2 separate regions of the Mus musculus genome follow, and region 2 is linked to region 1. Evidence: chromatin loops called from intact Hi-C (ENCODE). Cell type or tissue: heart. All regions are shown on one strand. Links, peaks and the distances in the headings refer to the core of each region. The heading gives the core; the rest is flanking DNA. Region 1 has its middle 33 kb from the start of Gm46155. Region 2 has its middle 33 kb from the start of Celrr.

What was found. Hi-C counts contacts between places; a loop is a spot of excess contacts. Peaks named below come from ENCODE experiments on the same cell type or tissue, not always from the same donor. Only the 100,000 strongest peaks of a DNase experiment are listed, where the experiment ranks them.
Region 2: it touches region 1 in a loop (2.3-fold over the local background); 4 of 42 quality-filtered maps call a loop at or near these places.

The regions. Positions count from the first base shown.
Region 1 is chr1:121,172,727-121,189,057 of GRCm38, reverse strand. No RefSeq gene overlaps it. Among named protein-coding and RNA genes, the nearest start is that of Gm46155, 33 kb to the right of the region's middle. In heart, for the core only: a CTCF peak has its summit at 8,529 (motif pointing right); a DNase peak (open chromatin) is centred at 8,547; H3K4me3 peaks cover 827 bases; H3K27me3 peaks cover 4,782 bases.
Region 2 is chr1:121,045,752-121,062,082 of GRCm38, reverse strand. No RefSeq gene overlaps it. Among named protein-coding and RNA genes, the nearest start is that of Celrr, 33 kb to the left of the region's middle. In heart, for the core only: a CTCF peak has its summit at 8,139; no DNase peak of the experiment used is centred there; H3K27me3 peaks cover 365 bases.

The DNA of each region.
Region 1 (16,331 bases), core at 5,393-13,392:
CATGTGTGTTCTGGGAATTGAACCAGGTCCTCTATAACAGCTCTTAACCACTGAACTATTGCTGCAGCCCATGGAGATTGACAAATTTTTATACTCATTCTTGACAAAAATTCTACAAATGTACAGAGAGAAGTATATTAACCTGACAGCAAACATCTGCATTTTTAAAATGTCAACATTTAAAATGTCACAATAAAGCAGTATGCAATATTATTGTGAAAGACTGAATGCTTGTCTCCTATGATCAGGAACAGAACAAGGATGCCCACTCTCACTTTTGTTCAAGAGAGTGTTGGAGATTCTGGTCCTTGCAATAAGGTAAAAAATGAACATATACTTTGGTAAATAAAAAAAATAAAATAAAATAAAATAAAATAAAGCAGCTCCTGTTTGTGCATGAATTGATTTTTCTTACCCACCTCAATAAATACTTCCAAAATATAAACAAAGCAAAGCTTCTAAAACTAATAATAAAAAAAAGTTTAGCAATGTTGTCATACCTGAGATCATACAACGTTAGTGATATTTGCAGGTGTCAGCAGTAAGTGGGGGAAAGAAATTAGAAATACAGTGTGACTCACAGTCACTCAAACACTTATCACCCAGGTCTAAACATAAAAAAACCAATATACATTGTGTGCTGAAAGTTATGGCTCCAAAGAAGTGGAGAGGAATCCTGTGTTCAAGACTCACATGAGTCTTCATGATCAGAATATGAATGTTTTCTAAGTTGATATATAAGTTTAGAGCAATTCCTATGAAATCATAGCTATATTTTTGTTGTTGAAATAGCATTATCCTAAAGTTTATGTAAAGTGACAAAGGAAGACAGGGAGACTCTTGTTTTAAGGAGATACAGTAGAAAGTGACAGAGGTCCTCCTCTTCCCTTTCCAGGCACATGTGGCCTCACACATGTGCACATAGAGCACACACACACACACACACACACACACACACACACACACACACACACACAACCTAAATAATCCAACTAAAAAAATTGACAAAAGACATGACCTTTCATGAGACAGATATCCAGATTCAAATAAGCACATAATCAACATTGAACATCATTAGGTATTAAGAAACAATAATGAAATATCAATACTCAGCTATCAAAGTGGCTACCATGGAATTTAGTGATGGCACCAAATTCTGATGAGGAAGAAAGGAGAAATGGATTATTCACACATTGCTAGTGGGGCTGCCAATGTGGTGCATCCATTTTGCCAGGAGGTTGGTAGTTCTTAACAAAAATGCAGAGTGCCACACAACTTAGCAATTCATTGTTGAGCATTTGTACCAGAGAGATGAAGACCTTTGTCCCACAAAATTCTGCATAATAACCACAACAGTGGTTTTATTTGTAATTGCTCCAAAACTGGATATGACCAGGATGCCCCTCAGTGGGAGAATTGTTAAACACATTTGGTGTCTCTGTACCAATAGAAAGAAGCAAGTTATTGATACATACAACACCCTAGGAGCTCTGTGGGCAATATACTAGGTGGAAAAACTGGTTCTCAAAGCTACACAAGATAGAACTCCATTTACTTGGTATTTTAGAAAAACAGGATTATGCAAACGGAGAAAGAGAATAGTGGTCATCAGAACTTAAGGAAAGGGAGAAGTGTGAGAAAGTATTTACAAAAGTTTTGCAAATCATTGTGATGTTGGAAAGGTTTTGTGTCTTGAGGGAACTGGTTAGGAGTGCATGGTCTTTAAGTTTCTTCTTAAGCTGCATATAAATCTGTTGTGTTTGTTTGTGATGTGGTACTGGTAATCAATCTCAAGGCTTTGAGAATGTTAGATAAGCACTCTACCATCAAGCAAAAGCCACAAAACTATCTATTAATCTATTGGTCTATTAATCTATCTATCTATCTGTCTGTCTGTCTATCTATCTATCTATCTATCTATCTATCTATCTATCTATCTATCTATCTATCTATCCAGTCTATCACCAATCCACAACCACAAAACTATCTATGTGTTTATGTATCTGTGTACCTATGTATCTACCTATCTGCAGTTTATCCAACTACCACTTCTCAATTGAACACATGAGTTTTCATAATTTTACTTCAGAAAGTGCCATAATGAATGTTCTTGCAATTATGTTTGGCATTCCTCCTTATCCACTTTCATTCTTAAAAAAAAAGATTTATTTGTTTATTTATTTATTTATTTATTTAACGTATATGAGTACATAGTAGCTGTATTGATGGTTGTGAGCCATCATGTAGTTGCTGGGAATTTGAATTCAGGACCTCTGCTCGCTCTGGTCGACCTTGCTTGCTCCGGTTTAAAGATCTATTATATCTAAGTACACTGTAGCTGTCTTCAGACACACCAGGAGAGGGCATCAGATCTCTCATTATGGATGGTTGTGAGCCACCATGTGGTTGCAGGGATTTGAACTCAGGACCTTCAGAAGAGCAGTCAGTGCTCTTAACTGCTGAGTCATCTCTCCAGCCCCCATTTTCTTTTTATATTTCCCTAGAAATGGAACTGACAACCATGGACTTCCTTATCTTCCTACACTTTCAGAACCCTCTGTCCAAAGTACAGAAGGATTCGCTATTCGTGACAGATGTCAGTCTCTTTGATGTGTCTGAGCAACAGCCGCAGGATGCAGCTGGTGCAGCTCGTACGTAAATCTTAGGAACTTTTCACAAGCACGTGGAAGGTCTCCTCTTGTGGACACTGTGGCTCAGACTAGTTGCTAGCTCCTGGGTTATTATAGGTATGTGGGGAGCATAGCCAGACATGGCACATGGTAAAAGCTCAATAGATGTGATGGTTGCTGCTGTTGTCACTGCATTTATGACCAAGGCCAGAACGGTGCAGGGGGTGCGGCTGACCTGCTGGAAGAAACCTTCCTGAAAAGTCTTGCAGATGCCACATCCACCAAGTAACTTATTTCCTTTCATGGCTGTCTGAATTCTTGTTTCTTAGAACAAATTTTCTATGTATTTATTGGTTACTTGTGTATGTGTGTATAGATGGATATATATGCATGCATATGTGTGTATATATGTGTGTATTGTCATTACAAAAACACAACTCTCACCGTAAGGGAATAAGAGTTTATTTTGAAGCCAAATATGGGTGATCATGATCAGGAAACACAAACTCAGGTTATCTTAAGTCTTTGTTCCAGCATGGTCACAGTTTGATGAAGCCTTTTTAATAACAGGACAAAGAAAGGCGCAGCCTACAGCACATTCAAATACTTTGGTGGAAAGAAGAGGTGCACAGATTCAAGCAAAGAGGAAAATTCTTAACTACAGGACTCAGGGGCTGCTGTCTGATCGACACTCTCAGCTTTTTGTTTGGTGGAAGCTAGTAGTATGTTAATTTAATACATTTCTAAAATGTTTTACCTGCTAGAAGTAAAGATGCTAGTTCGAAAAGAGAGGTAGGAAAGGAATGGTTGCTAGGGCAGCTGAAGTCAAACCAAGATAATTGTGATTAATCTGGAGCTGCAAGATCCCACCCAGTCCAACATCACTGAAGTTCTCATCGGTTAATCGGCCTTGTAGAAGGGTCAGTGGGAGGTGTGGAAGGTGCAGCTTCTTATGGAAGCTTTTGTTCTCCATGTGTATGCATGAGTATGTACATACTATGTATGTATGTATGTATGTATGTATGTATGTATGTATGTATGTATGCATGTATTATGTGTTAGTATATATCCATGCATGTTTAGGTGCATGTGTGTATATACCTATCTGTGTGTGTATATGTATGTATATACATGTATATTTCCATGCCTTACCTATATTCCTTTCTTGGGTTTGAGACACTGCCCTAGAGCTCACTGGTTTGGCAAAGCTGCCTGGCTGGCCACACCTCCCCCCACCACCCAGAGGTGGGAGGGTCCTCCTGTCCCTATGACTCTGGTGCTGGGGCTACAAGCACATGCTGCTGTGTCAGGCATTTTTGTATGTTTCTAGAGGTTGATTTCCGGTCCCTGTGGTGGCAGAGCAAGCATTTTACTGATTGAGTTATCCCCTCAAACTGTTCTTATCAATGTGCTGTCTGTAGGAGCCTTCCCCAGAAGAAAGTGCTGCAGATCTGTAGGTTATGTTCCCTTTAATTCTGACTGGATCTTGGGTGCAGAGACCTGTTCACCTGTGACAGACTCTCATCATGGCTGCATCAATGGTCCTTTTCTGTGTAGCGCTCTCTTAGCTTTCACAAGAGTAATAGACATCTGTAAAAGCACCGATGACACAGTAATTAGGACCTTGAGTAATGTCTTTGATCAAATCCTCCTGCCCCACATCCCTTGAGAAACTATTTCGAATCCTGCCCTTACCCTCTCTTTCTATACTTCCACCTTATCTACATGCTTTCCTACGAAATGTGACCTCATTGAAATGTTTTAATGTTTTTAATTGCTTGTATAATTTTTCTATCTTTGTCTATGTGTAATGTGTGTGTGTGTGTGTGTGTGTGTGTGTGTGTGTGTGTGTGTCCCTCTACATATAGCAGGCTGGCTGGCCTTATGGCTTTCTGGGGGTTCTCTGCCTCCTGTCTCATAATAGGAGCTCTAAAATTACAGACATCCTCTACTGACCCTGGTTTTATATGGATTCTGGACTTCAGACGCTGGACCTATACTTGTGCAGCAGGCACTAGACCCACTTAACCTCTCCCAAGCCATTTTATTATCATGACAAGGACCATACTGCCTGTGATCTACTCCATTGAATGATAGCATACTCTGTTCATCTTGGCTACCTGCTGCACATGCTAAGTTGTGCCGTATTCTACATCTTTTCATACACTCCTCATTCCTGGCCTTAGCCCCACTATCATGCCCACCATCATTCTGAATACTCACAAACGTTTTGTCTTATTTACCTGTAAAAGATTTTCCTTAGTTATAAACCAGAGCCGAGTTGTCAAGTTGTATAGGATTTAAATGCCAACCCATTTTCTGTGGTGACTCTTTTCTTTCTAGAAGCTTTGTTCACAGATTGGCGGTCCCACATCTTCTCCAACACTCGATGTGAAGAGACTTCTAAGATTTTTGTCAGTTGAATCAAGTTACAGTATCTAGAATAGTATGTGTGCATTATTAGATAGGAAACGGAACCTCAATATCTTCTAGTTGGTGTGCTGCTAGTGTGTTGAATATGAATGTGTACACATCTTCATCTGTGTTCACACACATGTAGAACACGTGTGTGTGTGTGAGTGTGTGTGTATGCACACATGTGTGGAGATCAAAGGTTGGTGTTGTGTGTGTTCCTTAACCACTCTGAGTCTTACTGTTTGAGACCTTGTATCTCCCTGGATTGGCTAGATTGGCTGGTGAGCTTTAGGGATCTGACAGTCTCTGTGTCCCCAGATTTGAGACTATACGCTATTACACCTTGCTTAAAAACAAAACAAAACAAACACAAAAACCACCCATGGGTTCTGAGAATCCAAATTCAGGTCCTCACGGTTTCACAGTTGGCACTTTATCAACAGAGTCAGCCTCCTTACCCCTCCTGAAGTCCATTTCAGTATTTCTTGAAGTATATGTTTTCTTTGCTAGGAGATGCCAGTTTGTGCCCTTTGGGTGTCTTTCTACATTTAGTCTTTATTTGTAAACCTTTAGCAACATGAAATTTATTTTTCATTAAGATGAGTATCCTTTTTGACAGTTGCACAATATACACTCTCTACTAACTTTGGACATCAGAGTCCACGGAGATATCTCAGTGGGTGAAGTTGCTTGCCACCGGCTCTGACGGTTTGAATTCAGTTCCTGGAACCCACGAGAAAAGAGAGAATTGACTCCTGAAAGTTGTTTTGAGACTTCCACATGTGTGTTGTGTACATGCTACTCTGGAATAAATAATTAATGTACTCACAAAACAACAAAGCAAAAAAACTCTCCATAAAATTTGGCAATTTCTACCATTAATTTGACTTTACCTTACTGAATTTTTGTAAATACACAAAACTCTTTCCGTGTCCTTTGTCTGGTTTTTATTTCGGTCTGATTGTCATGTGACCCTATTACACATGTTGTTGTATGAAACAAATGATTAAGTCAGGTTTTACTACTTTCCCCACACATATTTTGGCTACCTTCAACACATTGTTCTTGTAAGTGATTAGAATTATTTTGTTAAATTCCTTCCTAACCTATGTGTTCTGCTCCCAGCATATTGGTTCACAAGTACACACACACACACACACACACACACACACACACACACACACACACTTAATTTGATGACTGAAATCTACCCAACATTGACTTTTTGTGCATGTGTGTGTCTACATACACATACACCTATACATATGCATGTTCATGTGTAGGAGTGTAGGTGTTTGTGCACAGTAGCACATGTGTGTAGGCTGAAGGATACATTTGATGTGGATCCTCTTCCATCTGGTCTGAGGCAAACTCCCTTGTTGTTCACTGCTCTATCCATTAGGCTAACTGGCTTATGAGCTCCTGAGAAACCTCCTGTTTCCATGCCCTATCTCCCCATACAAGTGGTCTGATTACAGATACATGCTACGGTGTCTGGGGTGGGGGAATCAGACCTCAGGTTCCTCACACTTAGGCAGCAAATCCTTTATTCACTAAATCACCTTCCCAGCCCAGCCTTGTCTTTTTTTTTAAGTGTTCTTCTCCATCCTTTGCGTCCTGGTCTTGAATATGCTTCAAGAAACTATGTATGTAGTCTTCATCGAAGCTTTCTTCAAAACCTTCTTGCATTGGCAGTAAAGATTTTTGAGATTACGCTGATGACAAAATAATTATTGGTCTCTCTTGTTGGGGTTGTCTTCATGTCATGCAAGTAGTCACCTGCCCTGTCTGGACAGATGCCTTCAGCATGATTCTTCTGGAGAGGCCCCTGCTAAGTCAGGCGTAGATACTGCCGTGTGCTGCGTAGCCCACCCATGGCTGTCTGCAGGGCTATTTTAACTTCACAGGTCTGGCATGCACTGGGACTTGGATGGTTCTCGTAAATAATGAATGACTAATGGAGAAAATGATTGCACTGAGATAGCCCAATTATAGCACCCATCTTTCTGTGCACAGCTTTGCTGACAAAAACATTTGGAGCCCCGTCAAGACTGCAGCAAAGTGTTAGTTTTTTCACTCCTCTTAGAGTGTGTTTTGTGTGTGTGTGTGTGTGTGTTCACAGACAAACATGCACATTGTGTGCAGGTACATGTATGTGTGACTGCATATGGGAGGTAGAGGACAGCTAGGGTGCGGGTCCTTGAGATCACAAGCATGCTGCTGTGACTGAAATTTTTAAAAATGTAGAATCTCAGGGTGAATCATGGAGTCTTTATCTTTGCGTAGCTTTCAATACTTTATTTGTGGCACAGTCTTCCCATCCCCATGTTTCCACAGAGTCTTTAAATGGCAGTACAGAGTACATTTATTCCTTGGATGAAAGAACTTTCTGGAAGGAAGACGTAGGCTATATATGCCTATGTGTTTTGGTTGAATACATTTTTTCCCTCCCTTGAAACTCTATCTCATGTAGTTCCTGGATGGCCTGGAATTAGCTATGCACAGGAATGACCTTGAGCTATGCACAGGAATGACCTTGAGCTATGCACAGGAATGACCTTGAGCGACCCTCCTGCCTCCACCTCCCCAGTGCTGGAGTTTCGGTTCATGCAGTGCTGAGGACAGAGCCCAGAACATAGTGCAAACTAGATGAGGGCCAACCCAGCCACATGCTCTGTGCCACCCATTCGATTTTTAAAATGAGCTTGGCTTGAGGGTCTAAGTATCAACTTCCATCTTTGTGGTAATTCTCACCAGAAGAATTGCCTCTTTTCACACTGCTAACTTGTTTCATTTTGTTGGCCCTTTGAAGACAGGGTCTCACTATGTAGACCAGGCTAGCCTTGACCTCACTATGCCTGTGTTAAAGTCTTGAGCCACCAAAGTGGCTTGAACTGATAACTTTTTTTAAAAATTTTTGAACTGCTAATTTTGGAGACCCAAGAGCTGTACCAACAAGTTTAATATCATGAAGTCCGTATTGCAGAATGGATTGAAATCTATGAAAAACCAGATGTATGTGAACCTAGCCGACTTCACCAAAGAGCTTGAATACAACATGTCATTGTGATTAATTGTGGGCAATGGGGGTCTTATGAACCCAAGAAGGAAAGGCGTTTGTTTCTCTGCTGCTACAGTTATAGGCTCCATTTTGTTTGCAAGCATTCCCCGGAGGACTGCGCATGTGGGATAGCGGAGTCTACTACACGCATCCTTTACTGAAGTCCAACCATATACCAGGCAGAGACGGTTCAGTAAACTATCATGTAAAGATGCAGCTTTCATTTCAGAGAGCTCTTTCAAAGACAAGATAAAGGAAAAAAAAACTGGTTTCCTAGTTTAAAGCATCTTTATAAAAACCAGGCTGTAGGGAATCTGCCAGGAGTTTTCAGAGAAGCAGAGGGACGCTCCGCCTACAGATACCAACCGGACACAATTGTGAATAAAAGAATTCTTTTATGGAACCAGTCGGGTGTTTTTGTCCTCCAAGCTACCAGAAGGTGGCGCGAATTCACCGTTGAAACTGCAAAGAAGCAGCAGCAGCGAGGCTTTCTTTTCTTGCGCCTGGCCCTGTGAGCCTAGTAAAACAGAGAGAAAGAAAACAACCTCCCCCCCCCCACACACACACCCCAAAAAAAGAAAGAAAGAAAAAAACCCACCCAAGCCCGTTCTCTATTTAAAAATAAACGAATGGCCCGAAAAGGTTCGTCTTTGTAAAAAATAAATCATTCTCAGGTTGCAATCGTCCACGTTTTTATAGCGCGCCTCTTCTGATGAGAGTCAAAGAGCCGAAGAAGCGCTGGATAAAGATTTGTGGAGGACAATTTCCAGGATTTTGTGTAAGAAACTTAAGCAGCCGCTTCGTGTGTTCAAGAACCACCATATTCAGAAATGGCTAATGTTGACGGTTCTAATAAACATCAAAAAATAAAGAAGTTGTAAGGCACACATTGCGTTTTATTTTGAAAATACTCATGATATTTAGGTATTTGGACGTCTTTAGAACATCTAGGACCAGACGCTGTGGAGCTTTCTTCTGTATTTTCCAAAAGAAAATTAAATGTTAATAGAGAGAGCGAGGGATGTGACAGTGAGCTCATAGACACAAAAGGAGAGACCCCACCCCAACCCCCCAAGCCACCACCGTTAATGCCAACCAGAATAACAAAATCTGCTTCCTTGGTCCGGTGAGGGTAGCCCCTGAATCAAGCTCTGCCTGAAGTAGCTGGTCAGATGCCTGTGTTAGTGGACATTTTCCCCAACATTCTCGAATATTTTAGGGACTGGATAGTCATCAAGAAGAAAGGGTTTTTTTTTTTTTTTAATTAAAAAAATTTAATTAAAGGTCCGACTAACTAAAGCACAGTAAAAAACAAAACTCAAACACCCAAAACCAACCAAACAAAAAGCATTTTTTACATTCTAGTTGAAAGCCGTGGTTTAAAGCTAAAAGGTCTGTTTAAAAAAAAAACAAAAACAAAATGATAATATCTTTTAAAAAATACTCCCAAAGCTTCTTATAAATAAAGCAAACCAAAGATCCCAAGGATGTTTTCAAATTAGAATTTCTAAGGAAATTCCAACTAAGAAAGTGACCTCAGGCTTAGCCCTCATATTCCAACCTGAAGATTGAACTAAATCTTAACAAATGTTACTAAATACAATGTATTCTTCTTACAAACTAAAACCTATCTTCTAAAAAATTAATTTACTTTCTGCGTTGATGGGATCCTTTTTCATTTGACTTCTCGCCATGCCTTGTAATTAGTCTTCCTTGATCTGTTTCTCCTAAGGAAAGAAAATGTATAGAAAGAGGGGAAAATGAAATAAAAAACAAGCTTGTAAGTTGTAGTTAAAATATTTTGCTTCATCACGCCTGGTGGGAAGAGAACCAAGAACACTGAAGTCTGGCTGAAAGAACCACACTCCAGTTCCTCTCAATTCCGAACCTCAAGTTTATTTCTTAAAATCTTGGGGGCTTGGTTATGAAGCCGATGGACTTGGCACGGAAGAGAGTGGATTGTAATTCATTTGAGAGAGGAATCCGGGGTGGGAATGGAAGGGGGGGGGGCTTTGCTGGAAGGATGGGTGGGTTTTCTTCAGCAACTTTTTCTTGGCCGGTTTCATGGAGTGCCCTGGAGTTTAAACCGAGTTTCTAGTCTCACCTGGAAAAGTTACCCGCTTCATGGCACCGGCTTTGTCTGACGATCCTGGATAGATCGTGCTCACAGCACCCGTAGGGAAACAAAATTCGCCTATTTACCACCTCTTTCTCTCTGTCCGAGTCCAAACAAGGTTTGGGGATCTCGGCTCTCAGGGAGATAAAAGAGTTTTATTTTAAGTGGGACACACGTCAAAGTTAAACGTTGTTACTTTCTTACTTTGCAGCTATGCTGCAGGGTGGGTCTTCATTTCCTATTTCATTATCTTTCTTTCTTTCTTTCTTTCTTTCTTTCTTTCTTTCTTTCTTTCTTTCTTTCTTTCTAAACTTTCGTCTTTAACATTTTTTTTTTTGGTCTTTTTTCCTCCTTCGATTCCTCCAAAAGAAAAGGGAAAAAAATATTTTTTTTTAAACTCGGCTTTGCTTTTATTGCCCATGACTCCCCAAAGAACAGATTTCACTTCTGTTCCCCTGTGCATTATCTGGGCAATCCCGGGCCTCGGCCACTACTCGGGTTTGATTTTATTTGGGGACCTTTGAGAAATGTTTTGGCAGCAGTGAGTGTGCGCGCAGAGCCCGGGAGCCTTGCAAACCTAAAAGAGGCAATTGTGTCCACAGACTGGGAGCCAGGATCCTCGAGCTCCAGGTTCCAGGGACGCCCGGCAGCACCCCTTGCCCGCGTACCGCGCAGTTCTAACACGAGACGCGTCCCCGCAGGGCTGCCGGCTTTAGGGAAAGGGACAGAAAGAGACGAAAATGCCACCTCGGCAGAGCTCATTCGGGTTTTCTTTTGCAATCCAAGGCTCCGGCTGGGGCTGGGTGGCTCGCGGAGAAAAGCAGGGCCCTAGAACTCCGCGGCCTTTGTCGTTGCCACTCTTCAGGCTTCGTGGTCCCCTCCCCTGGTGCCCGCCCCTGGACGCGCCTTCTCCTTCCCGCGCAGACGGCAGGGGAAATTGAACCCCAACTCCATCTTCCATTTTGCAGCCCCTTTAGAGGGACTCTGAGGGGGGAGGACACAGAGAAAACGTGAAAAGACAGGCTGTTATTTATGACTGGCGAGTTGTACTGTGGCACCAGATGGTGGGACTTTCAGGCTAGGCCACCGCACCCCCCCCCCAAGGTTCCCGGTTTCCCAAACCTTACACCAACAGGGCCCTGTGTGGTAGTCACCCGCAGGGCAACGCCTTAGGCACCCCCTTCATTGCTTCAAGTCCCCACCACATCGCTTTAGCTAAATGAACTTGATGGTAGACAGACTTTTTAAAAAAATGTATCCCTTGCAATTAGAAACACCCACCACCACCCCACGATTAATGATCTTTTGACATCTGTACACAGGCGGTGGTGCTGTCCTTTCCGGAGGAGGGGAGGGGGGCGAGATGGCCAGGTGGAAGGTGGGGTCGGGTTAAGAAGCCCAGAAGGGCCTCACTTCCTCTTCGTTTTGTCGCCCTTTGTTGTACATACGGGGGCAAGCAAGGTCTGCCAATCACTACCGTCTCCCTTTCTTGTTCTATAAAGACAGGGTCGTCACAGCAACCGGGACATGACAGGCTGGTATCTCTCTCGAGCTACAGGGGTCCCCTAATAGGATTGAAGAGAAAGATCAAGCGAACGGTTTCCTATTTGGGGCCCTGTAATAACTCCTAACTGCTTGCATATACATGGCCCTTACAGTTTCGGCAGACAACTTTTAATCCCAGAATCACAGGCCTGTTCTCCGCAGGGTCTACTTTAGAGAGAACTGGACAGACCTTCTTCTCCCTGTCCTTAGCCGCTCATCTTCTCCCTTTATTTGAGAAAAGAGATGAGGACTCTTCCGGATCTCACCAACTCCCCTCCCCGGAAAAAAAAATCCTCAAACCCCTGAAGGTGTGATATCATTAATTCATTTTTAGCCATCTCGGAGTAAGTTTAGAGAGAACAAAGGCATCCCCGTTTTAGTATTCAGATAAAGTCTTGGGTGGGCTCAGAAGTTTACTTTGGGAGACATTGACCTTGAATGTGATTTCCCATAGAAACAAAAAGCTCAGAGGGACCTGGGGCAAAGGATGAAAGTGTTCGCTCTCCTGTTCTCTGTGTTCAGAGAGAAGCAAGTAGAGCTCAGGAGCCTGTGGGTGTGGTGGGTGGCCTGGTGTGGGCATTGGCAGAGGAGAGAGAAGGAACCACATCGCAAAGAGGGTGTTTTCTTTTCAAGCCTCTACTCTGGGAGCCAGTTGAACTGGAGTAGGAGGAATGAGACAGAGTGGGAGAGAGAGGGAGTGGGAGAAGGGGAAAGGGAGAGGGAATAGGAAGGAGAGGGAGAGGCAGAGGGAGAGAGGGAGGGAGGGGGAGAGAGAGAGAGAGAGAGAGAGAGAGAGAGAGAGAGAGAGAGAGAGAAAGAAAGGAGGGGAGGGGGAGGAGGGAGGGGGAGGAGGGAGGGGGGAGGGAGACTACTTGAGAAACCTAAATGCTAAGCACCTTGGAATAATCAGGGTCATCGACATCTGTTACCATAGATGTTTGTTTGCTTTCTGATTGGGGAGAGAAATTCTCTCTCTCTCTCTCTCTCTCTCTCTCTCTCTCTCTCTCTCTCTCTCACACACACACACACACACACACACACACACACAGTGTTTTTCCTCCCTCCCCTTCCTCCCATCCCCCTCCCTCCCTCTCTCTCTTCCTCCCTCTGGCTGACTTACCCTTTCTTTCTCCCTTGGGCTGGCAATGAATTCTAAACTAAGGGAGTTCTAGGGTCTTTCTCTTCCAAACAGCATTTCCCAGGTCTTTGTACATAGTTTGCTTAAGAACAAAACATGGCCTGTCTAGGGAGATGGTTCAGTAGGTATAGCACTTGCCTATGTGACCTTGGATCCCCAGAGCCCAGAGTTTTAAAAAGCTGATCATGGTGCAAACTCTAATCCCAGTACCTCCAAGGTGAGTTGGGAGATGGAGAAGGGAGAATCCAGATAGCTGGGGTCAGAAGGAGCTAGCCTAGCCTACCTGGTGATGGATGATAAAGAGACCCTGCTCCCAAAGTGGTAGACCTTGAGTACTGATGCCTAGAGTTCTCTTCTGACTCTCACATGTGTGCCACACTCACACATATGATCATATCCACTCATAGGCACACAGATCACACATGAAACAAATAAATAAAAAATAAATGTATTAAAAGACACACATGTACACACACTCAAGAAGATCAGCATGACACTACTACCTTGTAAGTGAATACAAGTAGTCATGTGAAATGAGGAAAATGGGCTTTGTCATGTGGTCACAGTTGGGGAAACTGAGGCATGGGGACTTTCTCAGTGACCTCCTGGAAAGAACCAAAGTACACAATTCTGTCTTCAGCTGCAGACATGTCTACCTCTTGGAGTTTGTGAGACAACACTGTCATCTACAAAGTTCACCCTGGAGAACTACAGAATCAAGTTATAAAAAATAAATCACAAAGAACTCTCATCATTTTTAAATTCAATTTATCATTTTGGGTAGGTTACTATCATGGGATGCGCATGGTCTCTGGACTATTGATTGGACACATCTAAACCACTGGATTCTCTGCACACAGAGAATATCTGTCTTGGAAGTGTCTGTGAGAGGCAAGGGGGTTGATATCAGAAGTGTGTGGACATGTGTTCTGAGGTCACGGGAAGGGACTCTGACAAAGGTGCATGGCCACCAAGTGGGCCACAACCATGTTATAAAGGGTATCTCAGATTTTGATGAAACATAGAAGAGAGATTCTGGAAGTACAGTAGAGTCAGCAAACCAAGGAGACCAAGGTAGGAATGAAAGAAGAGACAGCTAAGATATGGTGCCTTGAGGTAACAGACATGGGGATATTTTAGATGGCCACATGTGGGATTATAAAGCTCTCATGTAGTATTTTCTCTCATAACTCAGTAAGACTCTGGGTATTCTAAAGGAAACTTATTAAGACACAAGAAACAACTCAGGAGTCTCAGGAAGTCCCTGAAAGTGATTGGATGCACAAGGCACTTTCCTTCCAAGCTTATATAAGCAGGAAGGGCTGATGAGAAGACAGAGAGCAGCTGAGCTGTCTGAAAGAGGTGCCTCACCTATCCACTTGCTTGGAGCTCATGCAGAGAGCTCCAGGTCTCCAGCTTTTCTGAGTGATCATCAATGTGGAGGTGGCCTTTCAGCAATGCAGCTGCCTTTGAGTCACTCATGTCCTATAAGTCATGATTCATGCATACTCCATAAACCCAACAAATTCATTGACTCACCAAGTTAGACCTTGAGTGTATCATTATTTTGGTCTTTATCTGGGTTGAGCAGTTACTTGTTAATGTCTTCCCAGAAATAGTATCACACCAGAGAAGACTTGGATCCTGACATCTTGGTGCTATGGCTGTGGTAAAGACGTAATATGTTGAGTGCTGTTGCAAACCAGCTCAGGGACTACTCTCCCAAAAGTGACCTATGGGAGAAAAGGTTTCTTCTGGCTCACAGTCCATCACACCAAAGCAACGGGAGCTTTAAGCAGCTGGTCACATCAGGCCCACAATCAGGAAGCAAAGAGGAATGAATGTATGCAGCTGCTCACTGTACGCAGCTCAGGAACCCCTGCCAGGGAATGGTGACACCCACAGTTGGTGGGTCTTCCTGCTTCAATTAACATAATCAAGATAATCTCACAGGCACGCTTGCCCAGTCGATCTCAGGTTGAAAACTGGGATTAACCATCACAGGCTGATGGCCAGAGGATCCAGAGCTATGAGCCAATAGGCAGACAAAGGTGATTAGGATAACTAGAGAACGATGTAAGAACTTAAATATTATTTAATGTTTTGAATGCAGTATTTCCCACAGACTGTCTGGTCCTCATGATGACACAGAAACACAGACTCTATACGGATGAGATTTCTTACAGCATAGGCCCTTTCTTTGTCAAATAAATGGACACTTGGCCTTGCAGCTGAACCTCTGCTGGACTTCAAAAGCTAGGAGCTGGGAGGTGGCTTTACAAGAGTGAGGAGTTAAGTTTGATCTTCAGATCCATGTGGGAAAAGCCAGGTAGAGTCATGTGTTGGTAATCCTAGCACCGGGGAGGCAGAGAAAGAGAAAGCCCCGGGGGTTTCCTGGACAACCTACTTGGTGCATTCCAGGCCAGCCAGAGACTGTCTCAAAGAAAAGGTGGATGGCACCCGAGCCATGACACACAAGGTTGTTGTCTGGCTTCTACATGCAAGTGCACACACACGTTCACCTCTACATACCCTGTGGTGGTTTGAATAGGATGACTCCCCGTGGGCTTATACATTTGAATGCTGTTCATTAGGGAGTGAGTTGCATGACAGGGATTAAAAGGTGTGGTCTTGTTGGAGTAGACCTGGTCTTGTTGGAGGAGTTGTGTCCCAGGGCGTGAGCTTTGGGGTTTCAAGAGCTCAAGCAAGGCCCAGTGTCGCTGTCTTCCTGCCGCTTTCCAAACTGGATGTAGAAGTTTCAGATACCACATCTGCCTGTGCACTGCCACCCTCTCTGCCACCTCTGAAGCTGTAATCAAGCTCCACTTAAATACTTTCTTGTATAAGAGTTGCCATGGTAACGGTGTCCCTTTACAGCAAAGGAATACAGGAATCTACCTGGCATTCGAATTCAACGTGGGCATCGTCCTCTTCAGCTTTTGACCTGAGTCCTGGGAATCTAACTCAGATCTCAATGCTTGCACTGCAAACGCGTTACTAACTGAACCAGCTTCCCAGCCCAAGCTTCTTATAGTCCCTGTCTGCTTCGCCTGAATCAACAGAATCAATATTTACATCTGGCAGGTTATTTTTAGTCTGATTCTTACATTTTTGGTAAACTTTCATCTTTTTAATTTATGAGTATGTATCTGAGTGTGTGTGTGTGTGTGTGTGTGTGTGTGTGTGTGTGTGTGTGTGTGTGTGTGTGTTCATGGAAGTATAGAGAGGCCCACGGAGCCCAGAGGGGATTGATTTCTGGGGACGGAGTTACCAGCACTGATAAACTGCCAGCCTAGGGTACTGGGAACTGAACTCAGATCTGCTGCGACAGCAGTGTGCTCTCATAAACACTGAGCCATCTCTCCAGCCTTTAGTCTGGTTCTTAACAACTTTGTTTGCATTGAACTTTATTAATATTTTGAAAGC
Region 2 (16,331 bases), core at 3,567-11,566, 130 kb after region 1:
AGTTGACAAAGTTAACTGTCATTACGTTATCAGAACTTTTAAACTAGGGAATGGAGAGATGGCTCAGCACTTAAAAGCACTTAGCTGTTTTTCCAGGGGACCCAGATTTGATTCCCAGCACCTACATGGTAGGTCACAGCCATTTGTAACTCCCAGTTCTAGGCAATTCTGGCTACCTCAGGACATGTAGGCATGTGATGCACAGACCCGCATGCAGACAAAACACCCATACACATGAAATAATTAAAGGAATTAAAGATACATCTTTAAAAAGATTTTAGAACTGTTCTGTAATTACCTTTTTTTATCTTTACTCTTCCATGTGTTCCAGAAACTTCTTTTTGTTCCTTCAGTGACTTTCATTTTCTTTCCTGCGTGTTCATTTTCACTTCCTCTAGAATTCCTAGTATGTGTTAAATATTTTGGTCATATTACTAAAAACATTCCATACTGGGACTGTGCAGATTGCCCTGTAGGCAAAGGTATCTGCTGACAAGTCTGAGGACCTGAGTTCATTTCCCAGGTCCCGTAGACTAGAAGGAGAGAATTCCTGCAGGCTGTCCTCTGACATGCTGTCACTGCATGTACACACACACAGACACACAGACACAGACACACAGACACACACACACACAATGAATAAAGCTTCATACATTTTACAAACACTAAATTAACTGATAAAGGTTACATTGCCGTGGTACTTACATATTACTTACATGTAATATCCATGGAGAAAACAAATGTAATTTTAAATCATTAAAGCTGTGGTATTTGTAAGGAAGTGTTCCAGTGCCTCAGCTGATAGTATTTTATTTTAAGCACCCTAAGCTACTGAATGTAGTGTATACTTTAGTGAACTCTGCTTGGATTTGTGGCTGCACTGCACTTTCCTCTTTCCTTGGGCTCCAGCATCAGACCAAGATCGTCCAAAAGTTGACAACTCTCATTTCATCTTTATACCTACCAACACCACTGATCTCAAGTTAAACTTTGGCAAATGTACTAGGAAACAGAAAACGGAGGAATAGTGTGTGTGTGTGTGTGTGTGTGTGTGTGTGTGTGTGTGTAGAAAGAAGACTCCAGCGGAGGAGAGAGAGCAGGCTAAGACAATGTCAGAGCAGAACAAGACCAGCTTGACAGTGGTCCCCATGCCAAACTCCAGAATGCGAGGTTGTGATGGTCTAATTAGCCCCGGAGACCAAGCTGCTCTATTTGTCTAGAAATGATACTGCCACGGCTATAGACTGAACTTGGTAAAGTGTCAAGTCGTGGGGCAAAAGGAGAAATAAGAAAAGACAAAGCCTGCTGGTTGAAGCTTGGAGAGTCCCTTCAACTGACGCCATGCAAAATCAAGCTCTGAGCGTAGCTGGCTCCCCATCTCTAGCTAGCTGCCTGGAATGTTGACGCCTTATTCTGCCAAGGTGAAATTGTGTTCTCCTTTCCAGAGGAGCCTTCTTGACAGTTGTGAGTGCTGGGTGCGAGCACATAGAGCAGAGCTTCGCAGGAGGGCGATGAAGCTCCACTTCCTAACCTGGCAGATTGTTATTGGCCAGTCCATTCTTGCCTGCAGCTCTGCAGGGGCACTGTGCTGGGCAGAGCAGTAGGACCCACACTCCAGGAGTCTTGCCTCTGGAGATGCCACCTCCTCTCTGCTGAAAGAATCAAGAAAACCAGCTCTTGATTAAGTGGAAATTATGGCATCATTTTGGTTTTCATCTGTGGGGTTTTGCTTTATTTGTGTGAGAGAATCACTCTCATAGCTCAGTCTGGTTTACAACTTATGATGTATCCAAGATGGAGCTTCAGTTTGTCATTCATCTGCTGCCACATCCCTAGCACTGGGGTAGCAGGTGTGTGCTACCCTCAGGGTTATGTGGTGTTGGGGATTGAAGCCAGGACCTTGTGGATGCTAAGAAAGCATTGTGTTGACTGAACTACACCCCCAGGCTGGCCCTTTCTTATCTATGTATATGTGTATGCCTATGTAGATATGGTGTGTGCATGTTTGCTTGTGTACATGGGTTTTGAGGTCCTAAGTTGGCATCTGGTATTTTTCCTGAGCTCTCTCCACCTTACTCATTGAATCAGGATCTCTCCTTTGAACTCGGAGCCTTCAGACTCAGGTAGTCTAGCTAGAAAGCTTGCTCCAGAGATCCTGTCTCCCTCTTCTGAGCATCTTCGGCACACAGGGATTGCAGGTAGGATACCATGCCCACCTGGCACTTGTATGTTCTATGGGGATCTGAGTTTAATGACAATGTTTGAGCAGCGGGTGTTTTATCTTTGGAACCATCTCTCCAGTGCCCCCACCTTTAAAATACATCTCAGGACACTTGACCTGGGGGGTGGATTTGTTGGTTTCCAGATTCCAGTGACACACATAGTAAAGAATAGAAACAAAATAATCAGAAGCAGTGTTTGCACTGCTCTGCGAGGCTGCTTCCTCCAGTCTTTGTAGCACATTGTCTCATCCCATCGTCCCTACTTGAGAGGAAGCATACGTGCTGAGTGTAAAGGGAACACCAGCATTTGAGATTAGTGCAGCTTGACACTACAGTACTATTTTTCTCTTAATAAACCCATGTTTTCACATCTTCATGATGTGAACCCATGTCTTCAGTAGTGTAACCACTGGTAAATTGTCTATACACCAGTAATTAATCCCCACCCATGTTTCTGTAATTAGCTCTAATTAAACTCACTGGGACACCCCTCACATACATGCATACACATATAAATGCACATACACATGAAGTACATCCCCAATACAAGCACACAATGCACACAATGCACACATGCACACACACAGCATACCCCAACATACATGCACACACACATACACATGTAGCATACACATATGTAGGCATGTATGCACATGCACAGTAAATAAAAATAAAATAATATAAAAAATAAAAGAAAAAAAGAAAAAAGAAAGTGGAAAGGAGACAATTTGAGAAGAGGAGGGGGTTGTCAGGAGTCAGGAGAGGAAACAGGAGACAACAACATGATCAAATGATTAAAATGAATTATATGCATAAATGAAAAGCATTTGGAATTACTATATGATAATTATTTTAAAGGAAAAAGAACATGTTTGGCCAGATTTGATAGTGATGCTTGTGATTCCAGAATTCGGGAGGCTGATGTCAGCTTAGGCTACCCTCCTTAATAATAATGCCAAATGATACTTTATCTTACAGACTAAGGCAGGTCTTGCATATGACAAAGAGAGACCTTATTTCCAGACCCCTCTAATATCTTCTGATTTATAGGTTAGGTTAATATTAAATACTATGAAGACCTCTGAACTTGAACTGATTGTATTTTGTATTATGAGATGGTCCCAAGCCTATGGGAACAAGAATTGGAAAATGATGACTCAAAGGGGATCGTTTAGAGTGTAGAATTGATGAGGGGTGGAATTGTGCTGGTTCACATTGATTGCCAACTCAACAGGGTCTAGAATCACCCAGGAGACAAATCTTTGAGCATGTGTGTGTGAAGAAGATTTTCAAGAGGGTTAACTGAAGTGAGAAGACCCACCCTAACTGTTGGCAGTGCCACACAATGGGCTTGGATCCCAGAATGACTAGAAAGGAGAAAGCAGGATGGAGAGACGCCTCATCGGTTAAGAGTATGTGTTGCTCTTGCAGAGGACCAGAGTTCAGGTTCCAGAGCCCATGTTGAGCAGCTCACATCTTCCTGTAACTCTAGCTTCCGGAGGGCATCTGACACCTCTGGCCTGTGAGCACCTGAACTTATGTCCCACAAGAGAGACCTATCCACATGCATATCACAAATAAAAGCATGCATAAAGAAGAAAAAGAAATCTCAGCATTGACACGGATCCCTCTCTGTTTCCTGATTGTGGGTGCCATGTGACCAGCCTCTTCACCTTCTTGCCACCACGCCTTTCCTGCCATGGCGGAGTGTGTCCGAAGAATGTGAGGCAAAATAAACTCTTCCTTCCTTAATCTGATTGTTCCTGGCACTCGTCACAAAAATAAGAGAAGCAAAGAGTGCAGTTAACTGTGGAGCCAAGATCACCATGCAAGGATCACCTGGGGGAAGTTGCAGAAAGCTTCGACCAGCGACTTCGTCCAGTGGATCCATTGCTACAGGAAAGCCAGAAGACAAAGCTGCGCTCAAAGGCAGCCTGCACACAAAGACATTTGTTCACTCGGCAGCAGATGTCTTGGTTTTCTATAGCTAATGAGTCTCATAGGTGAGACACAAGAAGAGACCTGAGGAGAGGGGCCGTGGCAAAGGTACACTGGTAACCCTGCCAACGAGCCTCCTTGGTGACGGCTTAAAGCTACTGACACAGAGAAATTCTTGTTTAGACCGGAAAGCAAATGGCCTAGAAGTCAGCTCTGATAGTTAGTCAGGGTGTAATTAGATACAAATGGACCTTGATTAATAAGGATCCCTGAAATCCTCTTCTAAAGGATTTCATACCCTTCATGTCAGGGACTTACAGGCTGAAGCATGTCCCTTATTGCCATGGTGTCCTACAGGTATGTCTCAGCGGAACTCAGACATTAGCTGGGGCAGGGGCTCTGTCAGAATGCTTGCCTAGCACGCACAAAGCCCTGGACTTCCTCCCTGGTACTGCGTGAGCTCAGGTGCACTGGTGCTTGTGGCTTGTCTGCAATCCTCACACTCAGGAGGTGTAGGCAGGAAGATGGGAAGTTCAGGGTTGTTCTGGGCTTCACAGTGAGTTTCAGGGCAGCCTGGGGTTCATGGGCTGTCCTCCAAAATGGCTGGTGGAAATGGACAAATGGCTCAGGGGTTAAAAGCACTCGCTGCTCCTGTTTGGGTCCAGTTGGGCAGCTCATAATTAACCCAGACAAAAGAAACATTTAAAAAAAATCACACTCACACACTTGCATACACATATACACGGACAAACATATGTGTATACATGTACACACACACACACATACATATACATGTACACGCACACGGAACAATCGGCAGATTACCCATCACCAGTGATCCTCAGTCCCTGGTAAAACTCTGCTCCTTTGCATTGCCTTTCATTTCAACAATGTCCAGTGGGCAAACAGCTGCCTTAGTCTTCTAGAAGAATTTGCCAGATTGGTCTGCTCATGATCATGTTTTTTAACCAGTTCTGTATCTGTATTTACTAACAACTCTTGGTTCAAAATATCCTGCTGAACACAGCGATCTGTCTCAGCGCCGACTTTCAGCTCTCTGCCTCAATCCATCAGAAAGCCCCCTAATCCTTCTTGGTTTGCCTCAAATTACACTTAATATCAGCCCAACCTTGTCTTTAATAGTCTCACCTAGGCGATTTGCATGTAATAAACAAATTGGTCGTCCGCTGATTATGTCTAGGATACAGGTCATAAATCAATCTACAAATCACCGGCTACAAGAATTCTCGCAGCTAATGGAGAACAGAACCTGATAATGCTAAGTTTGTCTCTCAAAATTAATTTGTTCTTTAGAACCAAAGGATTTCATTTTTCATCCACAATAAATATTAGATTCAGGTCAGGAATGAAATTCATGTTACTATTCTGGATTTTGTCACCCGAGCATATAATTTGATAGATCATTTTCACAGACTGCCAACAAGGAATCTCCTTAGTCATACATTATTCTCCTGGAGTGGGTTTCCCTTCCCTTTGGTCTAAGATGAGCTTAGAACTAACTTGGACACATAGAGCTACACCAGGACCATACACCTCTTCAAAAAGAAGGTATTTAATTGGGAGGGGGCTGGCTTACAATCACAGGGGTTTAGTCAATTATCATCATGGTGGGAAGCATGGCCAGCATCCAGGCAGACATGGTAATGGAGAGATAGCTGAGAGTTCTACACCCAGATCTTCAGACCGCAGGAAGGGAGAGACATTGGGGGTTAGCCTGGCGTTGGCTCTCGAAATCTCAAAGCCCAGCATGTAACTATATGAACCTATCAGAGCCATTCTCACAACCACCCACACTTGGATAGACTCCAACCTGAGGAATTGCCTCCATCACACTGGCAGACCTATAGGGGTGCATTCTTGATGGACGGTTACGTGGGAGGGCTCTTCCCCCTGTGGTGGTGCCATCCCAGGGCTGGTAGCCAATGTTGGATTAAGAAAGCAAGCTAAGCAGAACAGAGGAAACAAGCCAGTCAGCAGCGGTCTTTGCTTCAGTTCCTGCCTGCCGGTTCCTGCCGTGGCTTCCCTGGGTGACAGACTCTAGCTGATAAGATACAGTGAACCCTCATTTCTCCACGTTGCTTTTCGTCATGGAAACGATGCAATTCATTCCACAGTAAAGTGGCTAGAAGGCAATGTAGCTTCTGCTCTCAAGTTCTGGGGCCACGCAAAGAATCTCGGATCAAGCCCCTGAGCGGTGATGGGCTCGCTGGAGAGACAAGTTGGAAGAAATGCCTTATGCACCTTAGACGAACTTCAGCTAAGAACCGTTGCACATCCAGCTGAGCTCAGCAAACCCCAGATATTAGCTCTCTGCTGAGCCCTGATAAAGTTTCAGAATCAAAATGATCAGTGCTGGTTGAAGTCACTAAATTTGGAGGAGGGTAAAGCTGCATTACTGTAGTCTGAAATAGCCTGCAAGCATGGCCAGAGTTCCAGCCCCTGAAACTCACAGCAAAGGCCTGCAATAGCAGTTTACATCTATAATCTCAGTGCTGAAGGATCCCAGGCTCACTGGCCAGCTAGGTTAGCTGAATCCATGAGATCCAGGTCACAAGAGACCCTGTCTCCAACACCAAGTTGGACCACATTGATCATGATTAGAGAAAGGCGACGCTCTTCAGACATTGTACCTGAGGTAAAAGATTGGGAGCTTATTCTAGAAAGACAACTTTTAAAAGAAAATTCTCAAATAAATTCCAGAAGACAGAGTTGGCTCGCCTGGAACTGGGCTTACAGTGATCATGAATTACCTGTGTACTGCTTGATGTGGGTGCTGGGAACAGAAATTGGGTCCTCTGAGAGAGCAGCAAGCCCTCTTAACCACGGAGCCATCTCTCCAGCCCCTGGAAAGACAAGTTTTAAACAGGAAGAACCATAAATCTATGCATCAGTGCTCACAGCTCACAGCTCCAGGGGTGGCTTTCTGACCCAGGAGTCTAGCTCCCGTCCAAGAAAAGAACTGTAGTCTTAGCATCTCTTTCTTAAAATGTTGCTGAGGATTTAACACAGAAGATGCAGGTGAAAGATGTTTGGGGTTTCAGGGATGGCCCAGTAAGCTAATTGCTTGCCACATGAGCATCAGGATCCCCAGCACCTACCTCAAAGGCCAGGCATTATGGTTCATGCCTGTAACCCTACTACTGGGCAGGGGATGGAGACTAGTGGAGCCTGCTGCTCAGCTAGAATAGTCAATCAATGAACTCCAAATTTAGAGACACACCTTGCCCCAAAACATAAGGGGGAGAGTGAAAGAAGAAGACTTCTATATGTGTATGCGTGAATAAACAGACACTCATATACATACATACATACCCCCCCCCCACACACACACACTCTACCCACTCACTCCACACACCCACAAAGACAGCTGACAGGAAGTACCAATGAATCACAGCTTTTATTGTTAGGCAAAGCAAAGAAACTATATTCTAAGAATACCCCTTCATACTCTGCCATTGCTTATGCAGTCACTGAAATTAAGAATCACGGTGTCTATTAAGAATTCTCTCAATGACACTCAACCTCACTGAAGCATAGGAAATAACTGAGAGCAGTAATACTTGTAAGAAATGAAACAAAATGAGGCTAATGCAAATAAAAAGGAGTTACCTACTGGCTTTTCCCAATTAATTAGCATATGCACATTCAATTATTCATACCTTAGGGAACTCATTTAGGCAATCAGGTGTCCCATAAATATTCATTATTATTTACCTTCGGTGTTCAGTCCAGAGGATTGGAAATTGGCAGTGTTTTCTCAATATATTTCACAACTGGTTGGTTTGAAAAAGATTACCTGGACCTAAACTCCTATGTCATTAAGGCCAAGAACGTTGTGCCACATGAATGCTGAATTAAAAGAGCCTGTTGTCAACTCCTGGGTGGGGTCTCTGTCATCCACCTGAAAGGCCAGTGTTCTGCTTGGGGTAGGAAGTAGTAGCTGCGATTCTGACCTTCGCCCACTAGCATGCACTCTTTCACAGTTTTTCCTTGGTGAGCAGGCCCGGGCCTACAGGAACTGGGAGGGCTACAGTGCCGTTGGAATTTATTGGCGAGCAGAGTGAATGTGATTTGTACATATGAACGCATTGTGCCTCCGGCATGGACAGGACCTCGCTTCTCTGTTTCTGAAGAGCGGCCTCACAGCTTTAGTGTATGGAGGAGAGGGTGGGCAAATCAGGACGGATGAGACAAATTTGTAAGGCCCAGATGCAACAAGAAACTGCTGGCCTCTCTGTTAAATATAATAAGCAGTTTTAGGCAGCAAATGCTTTTTGCTCTTGCAGAGGAACTGAGTTCAGTTCCACCAGGGAACCCAATGCCCTCTTCTGACTTCCATGGGTGCCTGCATGCACATGCACACAGATACCACACAAATAAAGAACAACAACAGCAAAAGTCTTAAGAAAGGGAATGTGGGTGGAGATGATGTAAATATAATGCATGCATGGAATTCTCAAAAAGTTCAAATTAAAAAAAAATCCAGGACAAAAGGCCTTTTTTGGTGATCTAGAAATGTATTTTGTATCATAGGTCCAGTGTTCTCCCTTTATTATTTGTGAGATCCCACCCAAGTGTGCAGATGCTCAAAACCTTGTCCAAAAGGGTATACAGAACCCACGAGTGTCTGCAATTTCACTCATGCCCAGGTTAATTGTAGCAGTGTGAATGCCAGTGGACGTTCACTACACTGTACTGTTCAGGGAGCATTGAAAAGGGTCTGTCCATGTGCAGTAAAAAAAAAATCCATTTAAAACATTTTAAAAATTTTGAAATAATTCTTGAGGCTTTCATGCGGATGTTCGATGAAATATGATCCGCCCCACATTTCCCTCTCCAACTCCCCCATCACACCCCTCCCAATTTCATATCTTCTCTCTCTTTTTGATAACTGAGTCCAGTTAGTGCTGGCCATATGTGTGTGGGTGGGGGCATCCCCTCGAGCATGGGAAGCCTACCAGTGGCCATATCCTCAAAAAAGAATGCATCTCCTTCCCCCCCTTTAAAAAAGGATTTTCACTGCATTTCCTGTGAGTGTGTGTGTGTGTGTGTGTGTGTGTGTGTGTGTGTCCCTTAGGTGTTACAGGAATGTTGTTCACCTTGCTCTTTCAGGCAGCCTCTCATTGGCCCAGACCCCACATACTTGGCAAGGCTAGCCTCCAAGCAGGGTCCAGAGACCTCCCTATCTTCACTTCTCCAGCAATGACATCATAGCCATGTACCCAGCCTTTTACTCAGGGGGTAGAGATTCAAATTCAGGTCCTCATGTGTACACCAAGCATTTTAGGGACAGAGCCACCTCCCCGGGCTCTGTATTCTGTAATTCTTGAGTGTGCGTTAAAGCCACTGTACTATGTGCAAGGACCTATGCCTTCCCATTGTGAGAACACAAAGCTGTGCAGAATTGCTGGGTTGTTACATGATGCGACTCTTATCATAGACCTCCAAACGGACCTCATCGTCTGCCTTTAGCAGGCAAGGAAATCAAGCTTACAAAGGGGTAAGTGACTTAATCTGCACCAGGAAGGACTACATGTAGATGAAAACCCAGGTCTGTCCATCACACTCAATCTCCCACCTGCTTCCCTGGCAAGTTTTGTTTGTGGGATACACCTGGCATGTGCTTGGGCGGGGGTGGGGGGTTGATTTTTCAACTTCCAATAATTGTATTTATTTTTAATGATTTTGCAACTGCTCTCGGCTCCCAACTATGGGCACAGTAAATTCCTGCAAGAACTGTTTGTAGAGCAAGTCACAAATGCTACCCATCCCTTGCCCTCCAGGCTGCAGACAAAAGACCTTTTCATTGTGCTCAAATGGATCCAGTCAGTGAAGCCGCATAAACTCATGGGACCATTTATTTTCCAAAAAAGAGCCAGTCTAAACTTTGGGGTCCACACTTGAAATCCACCCATCTGGTGCAGGACCAGTCATGAAAGACCCTTTGAGCAAAGAAAGTCTTCAGAACTCAGAGTAGGGTCAAGCTGTTTCCTTAAAGTTCCGATCTCTCCAAAAGTATATGAAATGAGGGGGGACGTGGGGTGTGGGGTATCATAAAATGGTGTCTTAAGAGTATTTTTGTTTTTAATGGTAAGAGGACAATTCTGGAGCATCCCGACCACTGGAAAGGCAGGAACCTTTTGTTGGAAGCTCGGAGAAGCTACTCTGGTTGCCATGCAGACTGAATCTGTAGGAAGGCTTTTGCAGAGTTTCTTGAAGCCCCAGCCCCTTGCAGCTAGCAACCAGCATGAGCAAAGCTGGGGCTGCTCATTAGAGTCATCAGTTAACCCCCTGCCCCTGCTGCTTGCCTCCTTATTGTAATTAATTTTATGGACCCTTTAAAAAGAAAGAGACAGAAAAGAAAAGAGAGACCTCGACATTTTATGCTACATTGCACAAGCAATTGAAAGTTGCAGGGAAAGAAGAAGAAAAAAAAGACCCAACCACCAAATGTTTAGCAGCCTTTTCTTCTATTTCAAATGAGCAACCTATTTAAATCAATTATCAGCTCAAAATGAGCAAGCTGATCTAATTAGTCTTGGCCCCTGGGGGGTTAATGAATGAAAGGGGGTGCAGGGGTGTGGGTGGATGTGTGCTCTCTCTGGAGTCTTTGGAAATGACCACACTCACACACACATCCTCTTCTAAGTGGCTAAGTCTTGGTGAATTACAGGATTGGGCAGGCAGGCAGGCAGGCGGGCGGGGGGGGGGGTGCGGGGGGGATGGTTTGGGGGAGAGGAGGGGGAACGGCAAGGGGACTTAGCTGTTTCCTCTGCTCCCTGGGCAAAGTGACTATGCTCTGCACAGGGGATTTTTTTTCAGACTGTGTTTTTCCACACAGCGGTCATTAGCATGTGATAAGTAGCTCAGAATTGCGAATAAATCAATGTGTGTTTTCTTTAAGCATGTTTGAGAGGGAGCAACGTATTGACTTCAGAAGAAAAAATGCTGTTGAATGATGATGGCCCTGGGCCTGAGTCTCTCTGCAGAGAGAGCCTCCTCTCTATTCTGCTCTAGTCAGGCCGTGCCCGCCCTTGACTCAGGATGGCCCCTGGACATTAATATATAGTTAATCAAGGGGCTAACGCAAGGAGGCAGTGGAACAGACGAGGAACAATAAGTTTGGGTGGTGTTTGACTGAAGCTCTCAAGTTTCCCCAGATTTTTTTTTTAAATATATCTTTTCAAGCGTTCCTCTGTGCAAGGGAGGAGATATTTGCTTTTTGGGTTCTGACATTTCTTACCCCAAATGTTAACTCTCTGGTAAATGTTACAAGTATTTATGGTTTGGGAATTTGATATCTGTTACTTTTTTGAATTTCTCTTTTCTGGTGCAAATGACGCAGGTTTGGAGGTCAGGCAGCCGGGCTCCCAAACCTATGTGCGTGTGACCTTCGGCGACTTTCTCTGCCTTTCTGAGTCTTTGGTTCTCATCTTCCACACGGGGATAATTTCACCAGTTTGTTTGAGGATCGTGATACCATGTATGGACCCATCACTTTTATTGTTTCTGTGACAGAACACCTAACAAAAGCAGCTTAAGGGGGAGGGTTTATTTGGTTTACTGTTCAAGAGTAGAGTCCATTATGGTGGGGAAGGAAAGATGGCAGGAGGATGGGGCAGCTGCTTACACGGCACCCATCTCCAGTCAGAAAGCAGAGAGCTGGAATGCTGTGCTTAGCTCACAGTCTCCTTACTATTCAATGGGAAATTGGCTTTTTGCTGCTTAAGCTTGTTGGAAGTGACTCTGGAAGTAAGGAAACACTTGCCCCATCTCCTCTAAAACTCCCTGTCTGAGAGCAGGGCGGCTTCCTAACTCTATAACAAAAGGAAAAGAAAATTGCAGATGGCTAAGAGTTCAGAAAGCAAAGGAAGATGTTCGTGCTTACCCTATGATATAAAAGTGCCTGGGGCTGGGGAGAGATGCTGAGCTCAGGCCTCAGCCAGGAAAGAAAGCTCAACCAGGACTCCAGCTGCCTCAACTGCCTCAACTCCCCCAGTCGGTTTCTGCTGGAAGATCACCAGATCCCAATAGTGTGATGACTGGTCCCCTTTCTGCGGCAGTTTGTCCTCTTCAGAGCCTTGCTCAATGGGGATACTTTGCCATGATCCTCATCAGCTGTCTTTCTGAACCAGGTTTCCCTGGCTAATTTCTGTTGGATGTTTGTAAGCCCTCGATGAGCACCTTTGTCTGCTCTCTCAATTGGGCTTCTGCTGGATTTCGTAAGCACCTGCTTCGATGATGTTTTGCCATCTAACATGTTTCTCTCTGTCTGTTAGCCCCTACTCATCTTACTTTTGCCTGCCAAATGCTCAAACTCTCTTGTTCAAGACTGAAGGGATGACTATTGTGGACCACTCTCTAGACCACACAGAATACTGCCTGCTCACATTTAGGAGGGTCATTGTACCTAATTAGCCCAATCTGAAAAGTGCCTTACAAAGGCTTGTTTTCTAGATGATTCTAAATATAATCAAATTGACAATCAGCTTTAATCACCAACCTGTGAATGAAGCCGCCCAGGTTCATGGCCGGCCTCTCTGTTCCGAAGTGTGAGCCAGCAGTTGTTTTGGTGTAGGGTGGACATGACCCTGTGCTTTCCAAAAGTAATGCAGCAAGAGTGAGAGGTTTTGCCTGCTGAGTTTCCTTGGACTGGCAATGATGATGAATCTTACGGAGTCAAACTCCTGCTTCCTATTTAGGATGGAGAAGAGGCTGAAGATGTAGCTCCTTCTGTTGAGAGCTTGCTTAGCATGCACAAATCCCTGGGTTTGATACCCAGCACTACACAAATGGGATGTGATAATGCAGAACTATAATTCTAGCACGCATGAGATGAAGGTAAGAATGTCAGAAATTCAAAGTTACCCACAATTACATAGCCTGGACTATATGAGACCCAGATAAATATAATTTATTGGGAAAAACAATAGCCACAGGGCATTTTTGGAATAGAGATTATGCACATCTGTGCACTGCTCTCGCATACATGGATATATCTATATATCAATTATATCTATCTATCTATCTATCTATCTATCTATCTATCTATCTATCTATCTATTCCTATCTATGCACATCTATCTATCTACATATATCTATCTGTCCGTCCTTCTGTCTGTCAGAAGCTGAAAGAACTTATTGCCATTAGGACTTGAGTGAGGAGACCCATTTCAACCAAGGAGGTCTTCAAGGATGCTTAATCTGATCCTGTGTATAAAGGACCTGATTACCCTAAAGAACAGGACCAGGACTTAGTACCAAGTACTGTAGCACTACTCTGCACAGCTCCCCTAACCAGACCTTAGGTCTTGATTGTTTTTTGTTTTTGTTTTGTTTTGTTTCATTGTTAACTTGACCCAAGCTAGAGTCATCTGGGAAGAGGAAGCCCATTTGAGAAAGCCCCTCTGACAGCAAGTCTGATGGCACTTCCTTGATTAATGATTGACAGGTGAAGGTCTAGCCTACCATGGACAGTGCCATCCCTGGGCAGGCGGTCCTTGATTCTAGGAGAAAGCAGCCTGAGCAAGTCATGGGGAATTAGCCAGTAAGCAGCACCACAGGGAGGCTTGGAAACTTTTGGAACTTTAATACTAATAGATGGATCTATATAACAAGATTATTCGTTGTCGTAGAATATTGTGTCCTTTACAAAATGCAAAAGGCAGAAGAGACTCAATTTGCCTCTCTCTATCTTTGTCTCTATTTTTCTCTGTGTCTGTCTGTCTCTGTCTTTCTGTCTCTCCCTGTCTTTCTCTCCATGTGTCTCTGTCTCTGTCCCCCCATGCACGATCCAGTGTGAGCATGTGTACCCACACCTTCCAGCATGTGAATGTGGGTATGTGTATGCCAAGGTATGAGTGCAGTGGTTGAAGAACAGCCTCAGATGTCAGCTGTCACCTTCTTCCTCGTTTGAGACAGAGCCTCTGTATTTTTCTGCTTTGCACTTCACATTAGCTGGCCAGCAAATTTCCAACGATTTTCCTGTCTCCACCTCCAGTCTTGCCACAGGAGTTCTGAAGATTTAAACTGAGCTCCTCGTATTTGTTTGGCAAGTGCTTTTGCCCACTAAGCCATCTCTGCAGCCTTCAGTCTTTATTCAGTGAACTATCCCTGTTCATAAATGCTTTTAATGAGGCTCTGGTGTTCTTTGGAACAATCCCCCAGTCTCAAAGGAGAGATGCCCAGGATATCTGGCCAGAATCTCTCACAAGGAACTTCAAAGAGCCTGGCTGGAGATGGAAATGGTGAAGACAGAAGATGAGAACACTCTGTAGAGTCCCATGCAAACCCAGATTGGGCTTTGTCAAGGAGTAGGCGTGGGAACACTCGGGAACACATAGAAAGAAACACTGGGAATCATTTGCTATTTTTAGAGACATAGAAAGACAGAGAGAAAAAAGGAAGCAGGATCTTTTACAGTCAGGAAATGCAAACTTTGTAGTTCATCCTGGTTTTAACAAGAGTTCTTACAATGATTTATTCAATTAACCTCCTGCCCATGGCCCCTCCCACCTTTAAATAAGCAAGACTCTGAGAACAACAATTAGAACTTCGCTAACTGGAAGCTGAGGAAGTAGCAAGTGTTTTTTCTTTCTCTTTTCTTTTTTTTTTAACTCACTATTTGAGTCTGGTAATTTTTAAACATATAATTACCTCTTTTATTATACTTTGATTAGATTAAAATTAATGCATTATTAAGTCATGTTCCGTTCAACCATCTAGACTGCTGTATAGACACAGATAGCAATTCCTTTTTCCCCCTTCCCCAGGTCTAAGTTAATTAAATTCCCTTTAATTATAATTTACTAAAAAGCTTCACTTTTGCCACTATTATGTCTTTTGAACTTTGAAATTCAAAAAAAAAAAAGAAAGAAAAAAAAAGGAAGAGGGAACCTTAAAATGATCTTTTACAGGAGAAATGAACTGTCAGCGAATTCAGGCAAAATTAATTATTTCAGCTTGATAAACCTTTTCATCTATTTGACTCCTTATACAGAAAAGCCAATTAATAATGTCAAACATGCTTTGCCTCCAGGGACCCGCAAGTTCTAATGAGTCTGTTTACTGCGGAATGGCTACCAGAATGAGCTTCATGGAGAAATTTTCTAATCGTGCCACACCTGTCAAGCTTGGTCTCATTATCTGTGCACCAAGGGCAAAGCTCACTTTGTCAGTAGTGGTTTTCGAAGGACTAACAGATGCCTAGGGAGCTTGCACTACTGTCGCAGGAAGAAGAGTCACTTAATTACCAATCAGAGAGGCCAGGGTGAATGCTTAATGCTCTTTAGCTCCCACCTCCTTCAGCCCCACTCTCTGAACACATCTTATCACTGACCTAGAGCCTCGGTCCTTCTTGGTGCCCAGTGCTTCTCGACCCTGACCCCTTTCTCCTGTGTGCTTTGAGGTGATGATGGATGAGGTGTCTCTGGAAGCAGTGATTAATCATATGCATTGTACCACAAGTGAGGGCCATGTGGGGCTTGCTCCACCTGCATGGAAGCTGATAACTATTTCTTTGGTAGGGATGGAGTCGGTAGCCGAGGGTGTTGTGTAACAGTTTCCTTGTAGATAAAACCTTCAGTTTTGGAAGGAATCTCCTTCAGACACAGGGAGCTGAAACACTCACTCTGCAGGACAACTTGTTAAGCTCAGGAAGTTGGCAAATTAAAAGCTTCAGGAAGTCCCTGAATCTGACTAGATTCATTAGGGTCTCCCCAATATCCAAACAAATAAAGTAGTAAGGAATACTGAGAGACACTCTTAGATAACACTCCTGTAAGAGGCAATGACCAGCTGAACTGCCTGTAAGAGGTTGGATCCACATGAGGCACCTGAAAAGGACAGTCTCCAGCCTGTTGAGCTGCCTGCAGGCTATGCACTGTGCTCCAGCTTCTCAGCTTTGTGAGCTGTCACCCATGCTTGGGTGGGCTTTGGTGATGTAGCTGTCTGCTCCTGTATGTAACCCCTTACCCATATTCCTGTGAGTAACTTGAATAAAACTCATTGGTTCATCAAGATGGGTTTTGGTGGTATCTGTACTTTAGTCGTTAGTTTTCTATCTCCATTTGTTCATATCTCCACAGGAATAGTGTTACATAACAGAAGGTGTTTCCATGGTCACCTCCAAATAAAATCCACTTGTAACAC